2 separate regions of the Homo sapiens genome follow, and region 1 is linked to region 2. The links are chromatin loops, found by intact Hi-C in ENCODE. Cell type or tissue: CD14-positive monocyte. All regions are shown on one strand. Links, peaks and the distances in the headings refer to the core of each region. The heading gives the core; the rest is flanking DNA.

Region 1 (4,394 bases), core at 226-4,225, 70 kb after region 2:
ACCTTAGAACCCTAGAAGAGGGCTGTTCTAAAAACTTTATATCCCAAAAAGAGATAATAGGTAGTCCAAGGCCCTCCTATATCTGAGATTTTGCAGTCTTCTCTTGTACCTTCTCTAATTCAAAATTCCAAGCTGGCCAGGCACAACGGCTCACGTCTGTGATCCCAGCACTTTGGGAGGCTGAGGCAGGAAGCTCACCTGAGGTCAGGAAGTTGAGACCAGCCTGGCCAACATGGCAAAACCACGTCTCCACTAAAAATACAAAAAAAAAAAAAAAAAAATTAGCTGGGCATGGTGGTGTGTGCCTGTAATCCCAGCTACTCAGGAGGCTGAAGCAGGAGAATTGCTTGAACCCAGGAGGCAGAGGTTACAGCGAGCCAAGATCACACCATTGCACTCCAGCCTGGGCAACAAGAGCAAAATTCTGTCTCAAAATAAAAATAAAAATAAAATTCGCTGATTGTGTTGGTGCATGACTGTGCTCCTAGCTACTCAGGAGGCTGAGGTGGGAGGATCACTTGGACCTTGGAGTTTGAGGCTACAGTGGGCCACAACTGCACCACTGCACTCCAGCCTGAGCAACAGAGTGAGACAAACAAGGGAAGGAAAGGGAAGGAAATGAAAGGAGAAAGAGGAAAAAGGAAAAGGAGAGAGAAAGAGAGAAAGAAAAGGAAAATCTTAAGTATTATGAGAGATTATAAACTGACTGGAGAGTGTGGCTGTCAATGAGGCTAATATAATCTTAGATATGTAAAGTGAAAGAATGGTAATAGTACCCTGTTCAAGTCAGACCATAGCTGGAATACTTAATGAGAGATATTGGCCAACTAAAGTATATCCAGGGGAGACCGACATGGTTGTTTAGGAAGCCACATCATATGAGGAACCTGAGACTGTGGACTCAGTATCACTTCATTTATAAAACAAGAACACTGGACTAGATCAGGGGTTTTCAAACTGAGCTTTGCAAATCCCTAGGGATTCCAGACACACACCTCACAGGGAACACAGTAACAGGGTGGAGAAGCCTACAGAATGTGGCTCTAGGCCTCCCATCCATGCTCCAACCAGATCAGCACCGCTGTTACCTGTTTTAGGTATAGGGTTTTGGCATAATAATAAAAATAGCTAATACACTTTTTGCCAAGCACTAAGCCCTTTATATAGATTATTCCAATTCTTCCTTACAACAATCTATGTCACAGGACTTATTATTTCCATTTTACAGACATGAAAATTGAGGTTTAAAGAGGTGAGGTAACTTGCCCAACTAGTAAGTATTAAGGTAGAGATGTAGGAATTGAATGAGAATGACCCAGAATCAGAATGATAACTTATGGGGATTGTTAGGGATTGGGATATTGGTACTACAATTCCTGATTTGTGTGGGAATTGGACCAAATGACCTCTAAGGACTGAAACTGAGAGTCTTGAATTCTCAGAGGTTCAAGATGTGAGACACCGGGGATCATTACCAGTGCCCAACCTCTCCCAAACCAAATCCAGGAAGTGGGGGAAGGCCCATCCTCAACTCCACGCCTTCTGAGTTAATTGTTATAAATGTGGGGCTGCCATAAGGCAAGAACCCCTGCTCCCATCTGACCACCTAGTATCTTCAAAGGAGAGGAGGCCAGTTCCTCCTCTCCCCTAACTTCTCCCAGAAATGTAGAGAATTTATCCAGGCAGTTCCCTGCATTTGTGACAGAAATTCTGAAGGTCAGTGCCAGAAGTAACTTAAAAAAGAGTCTTGTACATCCCTAACAGTTTATAAGTGGGAAAAAGAAGGCTTAGAAAAGGGCATTAACTAAAGCCATTCTTTTCATTAAATGTTTACTGAACATGCCAGTATAAGAAGTTGGCCCAGACACAAACTCAGGTAGCTGATATGAAGCTCAGGACACTGAAACAGGCCTCAAGACAGAGTCTTCAGAGCAATACATTTATTATTCATATGCCACCTACTTCCAAAAAAAGTGACTCGGAAAGTACAGCCTACTTGTCTCATTTTCACCACTTTAGGGAGGTGTTCTGTAAAGTGTCAAGGGTCATAAAACTCAGGGAGAAATGAGAGAAGCAGGTTAGAAATCCACCTTAAACATGAAATCCTCCAGCTCACCTCCACAATCTGCTCACCTCATTCAAGTGGAGAAAGACTGTTCCCAACAACAGGTATTTCCCATGTATCTCCCATTAGCTTTGAGTATTTATGCTACCAGCCACAAACAACCCTCAGGCAAGAGGAACAGACTCCTTCCTCAGCCCCTTCATTCCAAACCTTCTAAAATTCTTGCTTTATGGTGTCAACATCATTATAGAAAATAAATTAAATAAATAAATAAATAAACAAAATCCTCCCTCTTTCTTACCATCTCAACAGAAATTCAACCCGCCTACTGAGTCACCACAGAGTCACTACAGGTTGCAACAGAACTTCTAAAAACTGCTTCCTCTCTTCAGAAACAGTCATAGAATTCTGGAAGATTAGAGATGAAAGGGACCTTGCAGAGTATCTGTAGTTCATTTCCCATCATGCCCACAAAGAGAAGGCCCAGAGAGAGGAAGAGAATGGTCTGAAGTCATCTTTCTCAAAATGAGTGTTTTTCTTTACCAAATATATCTTAATCAATAGATATGCTGTTGTGAAACTAGTAAAGATATAGATGTAGTGTGTGTATTTGAGAAGGTGGGGATGGTTGAGAAGGTGAGGCAAGCCCATGTTTTGTCAAGGAGATTTGTCAAGGTGATATGGAAAATCAGAGCCCTAGAGTATATTGTCCTATCATTCATGTCCAGGGACTCTAAATTATCTAGGTCCATATTCTGGAGTTCACTTCAGTGACATGGGGAGGTAGGGACTTTTTTTTTTTTTTTTTGGCCTCAAATACACACACACACATATGCCTACAAGGATCTGGGGAGCTCCAAATATCATACTATGGAATTCATATTCAGGAGCATACAAGGATCCTGAGAGCAGAGCTTCTGTCCTAGGGTCAATCCTAAAGTTGCCTTATTCTCAAAAGCTCCAGTTCCTGAAGAAGGATTGAAATATACTGAGAGCCATGAAGAGACAGTAGTGATTTCAGCTGAGGGTGAGAATTTAGGTGGCTCAGAGATAACCACAGCCTTAGGCAACCCAAAGCAAAGCAAACAATGGAAGGAATCAACGATACCAAATGTGTTGGGCTTTGGTTACTGGGGACTTCTAGAAAAAGTAGAGACTGAGTAGCTAGTATAAATGATCAGAATATCAGCCATCAACCACTCTTTCCACCCTCTCCTTATAAACCTTTTACTTAATCCCCCAAATCCCCGACAGTCCTCCAGTGTTCCTTCAACTAGCTAACTCCCTTCCACTCCTTCAGCTACCTCTAACACCCTCACTGACTCTCTCTCCCTGAATGACTATCCCAATACCTTGTCACTGATCATTTTCCCATACATATACACATGCACCCCCACTAACATATTTATCTGCCACACCAGGGGGAAGACAGCATGAGAAAGTTGGAACCAAAGTCTGTATTTTGCAGGGAAAATTTAGCCCTTGGAGCAGATGAACGTGTGCCTTCAAAAGAGGCAGTGTTTATATAGACTAGGAGAATCCTTGACTCTTTCCTTTCACTTTCTCCCTGTCTCTCCACCATCTACACACCTAGTTACCTGTGCTGGTTTCTTTCCATAATGAAAAAAATAGCTAATACACTTTCTGCCAAGCACTAAGCCCTTTATACAGATTAAATTACTGTAAAATTATCAAATCACTCTAAAATGTCATTGTTCCATTCCATTCCCACCAGCAGCATCCTAGTTCAGGACTGAATAACAAACTCTCAGTTCTCTGGCTTCACATTCCCATTTCCATATGTATCCAGATGAATCCTCTTAACCTCTGCTGCGACTTCCGCTGCATGCAATCCTTTCACAGATCTCCAAAAATAGTCAAGATCTCCCATACCTGGACCTCATCCGCTGTTGATGACAACCGTAACTCCTCTTTCACTCCCCAGACCCAATCCAAGTCAGCAAATTCCATAGGTTCTTCATTCAAAATAGATCCAGAATTTGACCACATCTAACCATCTTCATGACTACTACTATGGTCTAAATCACCACAATCTATCACCTGGATTTCTACAATAGCCTCCTAATTGGTTACCCTGCTTCTACTTTTCCCCTTCTACAGTCTCTTCTTAATATAAAAGATAGAGCCTAAATAGAAGCCAAATCATTATCACGTCTGTGCTTAAGATTGTCTAGTGGTGTGGGTGGGCATGGTGGCTCACACCTGTAATCCCAGCACTTTGGGAGGCCGAGGCGGGCGGGTCACAAGGTCAGGAGTTTGAGACCAGCCTGGCCAACATGGTGAAAACCTGTCTCTACTAAAAATACAA
Region 2 (4,394 bases), core at 205-4,204:
ACCCTTCTCCAAAGAAGATATACAAACTACCAATAAGCACATGAAAAGATATGCGCATTATTTGTCATTAGGAAAATGCAAATCAAAACCACAATGACCAACCAGGATGGCCACAATCAGACAAGTACAGTGGGACCTCCATATCCATGGGTTCCACATCTGTGTATTCAACCAACTGCAGCTTGAAAATATTTGAAAACAATGTTTCAACTGTACTGAGCATGTACAGACTTTTTTCCTTGTCATTATTCCCTAAACAATACAGTATAACAATTTATATAGCATTTATGACTTCTTTTTTTGAGACGGAGTCTCGCTCTGTCACCCAGGCTGGAGTGCAGTGTCGCGATCTCAGCTCACTGTAACCTCTGCCTCTGGGGTTCAAGCGATTCTCTGCCTCAGCCTCCCTGAATAGCTGGGACTACAGGTGTGCGCCACCACGCCCAGCTAATTTTTGTATTTTTAGTAGAGATGGGTTTTCGCCATGTTGGCCAGGCTGGTCTCGAACTCCTGACCTCAGGTGATCTGCCAGCCTTGGTCTCCTGAGGTTCTGGGATGACAGGCGTGAGCCACTGCACCCGGCCGAGATGACTTAAAGTACATGGAAAGGACAGTGTGGTGGCTCTCGCTTGTAGTCTCAGCTACTTGGGAAGCTGAGACAGGAGGATCCCTTGAACCGAGGAGTTCAAGGCTGCAGTGAGCTATGATCGCACCACTGCTCTCCAGCCTGACAGAGTGAGACCTTGTCTCAAAATAAATAAAAATAAATTTAAATTTAAAATAAAATAAAACAAAATTAAAGAGCATATGAGAGGATGCATATAGTTTATATGAAACACTACACCATTTTATATAAGGGACTTAAGCATATATGAAACACTGCATCATTTTATATAAGGGACTTAAGTATCCTTGGATGTTGGTATCCATGGGAGGTCCTGGAACCAATTCCCCACAGATACAGAGGGATAACTGTATTGGTGAGGATGTAAAAATTGGAGCTCTGATACAATTGCTGCCACTTTGGAAAACAGCAGTTCCTCAAAAAGTTAAACATATACTTACCATATTACCCGGCAATTCCACTCCTAGGTATCTACCCACGAGAACAGAAAACATTCACACAAAAACCTGTACATGAATGTTCATAGCAGCATTATTATAATTATTTTTGAGACAGGGTCTCGCTCTGTCACCCATGCTGGAGTGCAGTGGCGTGACCATAGGTCCCTGCAGCCTTGACCTACTGGGCTCAAGTGATCCTCCCACTTCAGCCTCCCTAGTAGTGGGGATGACAGGCGCATGCCACCACGCCCGGCTAATTTTTAAATTTTTTTGTAGAGAGCCTTATGTTGCCCAGGCTGGCCTTGAATTCCTCAGCTCAAGTGATCCTCCCACCTCAACCTCGCAAAGTGTTGGGATTACAGGCATGAGCCACCACTCCTGGCCATAGCAGCATTATTCTTAATGGCAAAAAGTGGAAACAACCCAGATGCCTATCAACTGATGAGTGGAGGAACAGAGTGTGATATATCTGTACAATGAAAGACTATTCAGCCATATGAAGGAATAAAGTTCTGATCCATGCTACAACATGGATGAACCTTGCAAACATTATGCTAAGTGAAAGATGCTAGTTACAAAAGGCCACAGATTGTAGGATTCCACCTACAGGAAATATTCAGAAAAGGCAAATCCATAGACAAAGAAAGTAAATTACTGGTTGCCAGGGGCTGGGGAGAAGGAGAATTGTGGAGTATCTACTAATAGGGATGAGGTTTCTTTCTGTGGTGATGAAAATATTCTGGAATGAGACAGTGGTAATGGTTGTACAATCTTGTAAATATACCAAGAACCACTGAATTGCACACTTTAAAGGGGGAGTTTTATGGTGCATGAATTATATCTCAATAAACATTGCATAGGAATAATAAACACCAAATCAGGAGAGTCTTTACTTCTTGGGTTGGGGGGTCAGTCATGGAGGGAAACAAAAAGGTCTTTATATTAGCAGTGTTTTATTTTGCAAGCTGGATGGTAGGTACACAGGTATTTGTTCTGTTAATTTTTATACCTTTCTCAGTGGTTTCATAATAAATAAAATGTAAAAGTATTTACTGGGCATCAACCTGGATTAGGCACTGGGCTACATGGGTGGTACAATGTTGAGTCAAAACAGATCCATCCTGCCAAAAAGTAAGTGGATACATAAGTATATAACAAGTGGAGAAGAGGGTCTATAAGTAAGTTATCTCCCCTTTCTAACCTTCTGTGTCCTCACGGATGAAATGAGAGCCGGACTGGGAACCTGTTAGTAGAAGGTCTCTGAGGATCCCTGGAGCCTTGAAGTGTGTCTTCCCTTTTTCAGCCCACACACCTCAAACACGACCAGGGCACAGACCCTAGAGTTGGCCCTCGTGCCATCAACCACCACAAGAGGGCCTAAGGCAAAGCCCAACTTCAATTAGTCTGTTTCTTCTCGGTAAAATAGGCAGAGTAACTTCTCCCTCCCAGGATGACTGTGGGGGTGTAAATGAGATAACACATATAAAGTGTCAGGGACAGGCCTAGCATACAGTAAATCCTCAACACCTGGGACAGTCCTCACTTTGATTCCACAGGCATTTCCTGAGCAGCAATGCTGGCCCAGGCCTGTGCTAGGGGCTGGAAGACAGAGGAATTCCACTCTGAATGGCCAAAGCAGTGGCCCCCAGCCAGGTGGGGAGATGGCCTCATAAACAACAGTATGAGGCAGGGTGATATCACTGCTAAAAAGAGACAGTAGCCATGTGCACAGATGCAGACCATGTGTGATGCAGACCCTGGGGCTGACAGAGATGTTCCAATCAAAAGGCACAGTCCAGTGGCTGGGTGCGGTGGCTCCCGCCTGTAATCCCAGCACTTTGGGAGGCTGAGGCGGGTGGATCACAAGGTCAGGAGATCGAGACCATCCTGGCTAACACGGTGAAACCCCATCTCTACTAAAAATAGAAAAAATTAGGCGGGCGTGGTGGCAGGCGCCTGTAGTCCCAGCTACTCGGGAGGCTGAGGTAGGAGAATGGCATGAACACGGGAGGCGGAGCTTGCAGTGAGCCAAGATGGCGCCACTGCACTCTAGCCTGGGCTACAAAGCAAGACTCCATCTCAAAAAAACAAAAACAAAAAAAACCCACAGTCCAGACTTGGAGAGAGGCCCTCGCAGGGAGAAAGGCAAGACACAAAATTAAGGGATTGGCCTCCATTCACAGTGAAGTACATCCCTGCATACCTTTTTTCACCTAATTCAGACCCAAATGTTCCCACAAACCCCAAGAACAGAGGATGAAATTGATTCAACAGTTAGCTTTGGGAAGTCTGAGCCCATGGCATGTCCCAAGGTACATATGTGGGAACACCATGGCTGACACTGCTGCTGTGATCTTTGGCAAGTCAGGATACCTCTTCAAGCCTTCCTTTCCCCGGCTGTAAAATGGAGGCTATAAAGATACTGATGTGATAGGGAGGTAAGGGAAAGTGAGATAACGACTGTAAAGTCATTAGCCAAGTACCTGACACTTAGCGACCAGATCAATAAAGGGTAGTTATTGTTAGGAAAAAACAGATTTCACTTTGAAAGTGAGGAAAGCCAGGCGCGGTGGCTCACACCTGTAATCCCAGCACTTTGGGAGGCTGAGGCAGGCAGATCACGAGGTCAGGAGTTCGAGACCAGCCTGGACAGCAAGGTGAAACCCTGTCTCCACTAAAAATACAAAAAATTAGCTGGGCATGGTGGCATGTGCCTGTAATCCCAGCTACTCGGGAGACTGAGGCAGGAGAATTGCCTGAACCCGGGAGGCAGAGGTTGCAGTGAGCCAAGATCGTGCCACTGCACTCCAGCCTGGGTGACAGAGAGAGACTCCATCTCAAAAAAAAAAAAAAGAAAGAAAGAAAAAAAATAAAATGAGGAAAGTGGGATTCGGAGAGGTGAGATGACTTCTGCACAGTCAGGATTCAAACTCAGGTCTGAGACACCAGAGGCTCAGGGCAAATCATCTCCCTCTGCTCCGGAATCTTCAGCAGGTTCCCTACAGTCCACTACATGGACTCCATCCTTGCCAGGGAGTGAGGATCCAGCAAAGGCCTGGGGCCAAAAAGACCCTGGGCAAGTTCCCCAATCCTATGTGTCTTGATCTGAGATCCCCAAGTGAGCCTGAGAAGGTCTGTGAATTCCTCCACGTAGCTGATGCAAAATTTTATACTAATGGATCTCAGACGAGTCTATAGCCTCAAAAGTAACAAACCACAGACTTGACCTGACTTAGCATGGTTTCTTATTCACCCAATGGAGATACGATTTCTACCTTGAAAGGCTGTGAAGGGATTAAATGAGGTAATTTGTGAGAAGTACTTGAAAC

Evidence for each region. A loop is a pair of places that touch in the nucleus more often than their neighbours do. Peaks named below come from ENCODE experiments on the same cell type or tissue, not always from the same donor. Only the 100,000 strongest peaks of a DNase experiment are listed, where the experiment ranks them.
Region 1: a loop joins it to region 2, with 4 times the contacts of the local background. A loop is called at or near these places in 7 of 110 quality-filtered maps.

Annotation. Positions count from the first base shown.
Region 1 is chr20:34,889,427-34,893,820 of GRCh38, reverse strand. The region is part of intron 2 of ACSS2 (acyl-CoA synthetase short chain family member 2); the gene reads right to left. Among named protein-coding and RNA genes, the nearest start is that of ACSS2, 15 kb to the right of the region's middle. In CD14-positive monocyte, for the core only: no CTCF peak of the experiment used is centred there; DNase peaks (open chromatin) are centred at 870, 1,980 and 2,430; H3K4me3 peaks cover 1,330 bases; H3K27ac peaks cover 3,924 bases.
Region 2 is chr20:34,959,006-34,963,399 of GRCh38, reverse strand. The region is part of intron 2 of MYH7B (myosin heavy chain 7B); the gene reads right to left. Among named protein-coding and RNA genes, the nearest start is that of MYH7B, 5.3 kb to the right of the region's middle. In CD14-positive monocyte, for the core only: CTCF peaks have their summits at 2,250 and 2,452; a DNase peak (open chromatin) is centred at 2,429.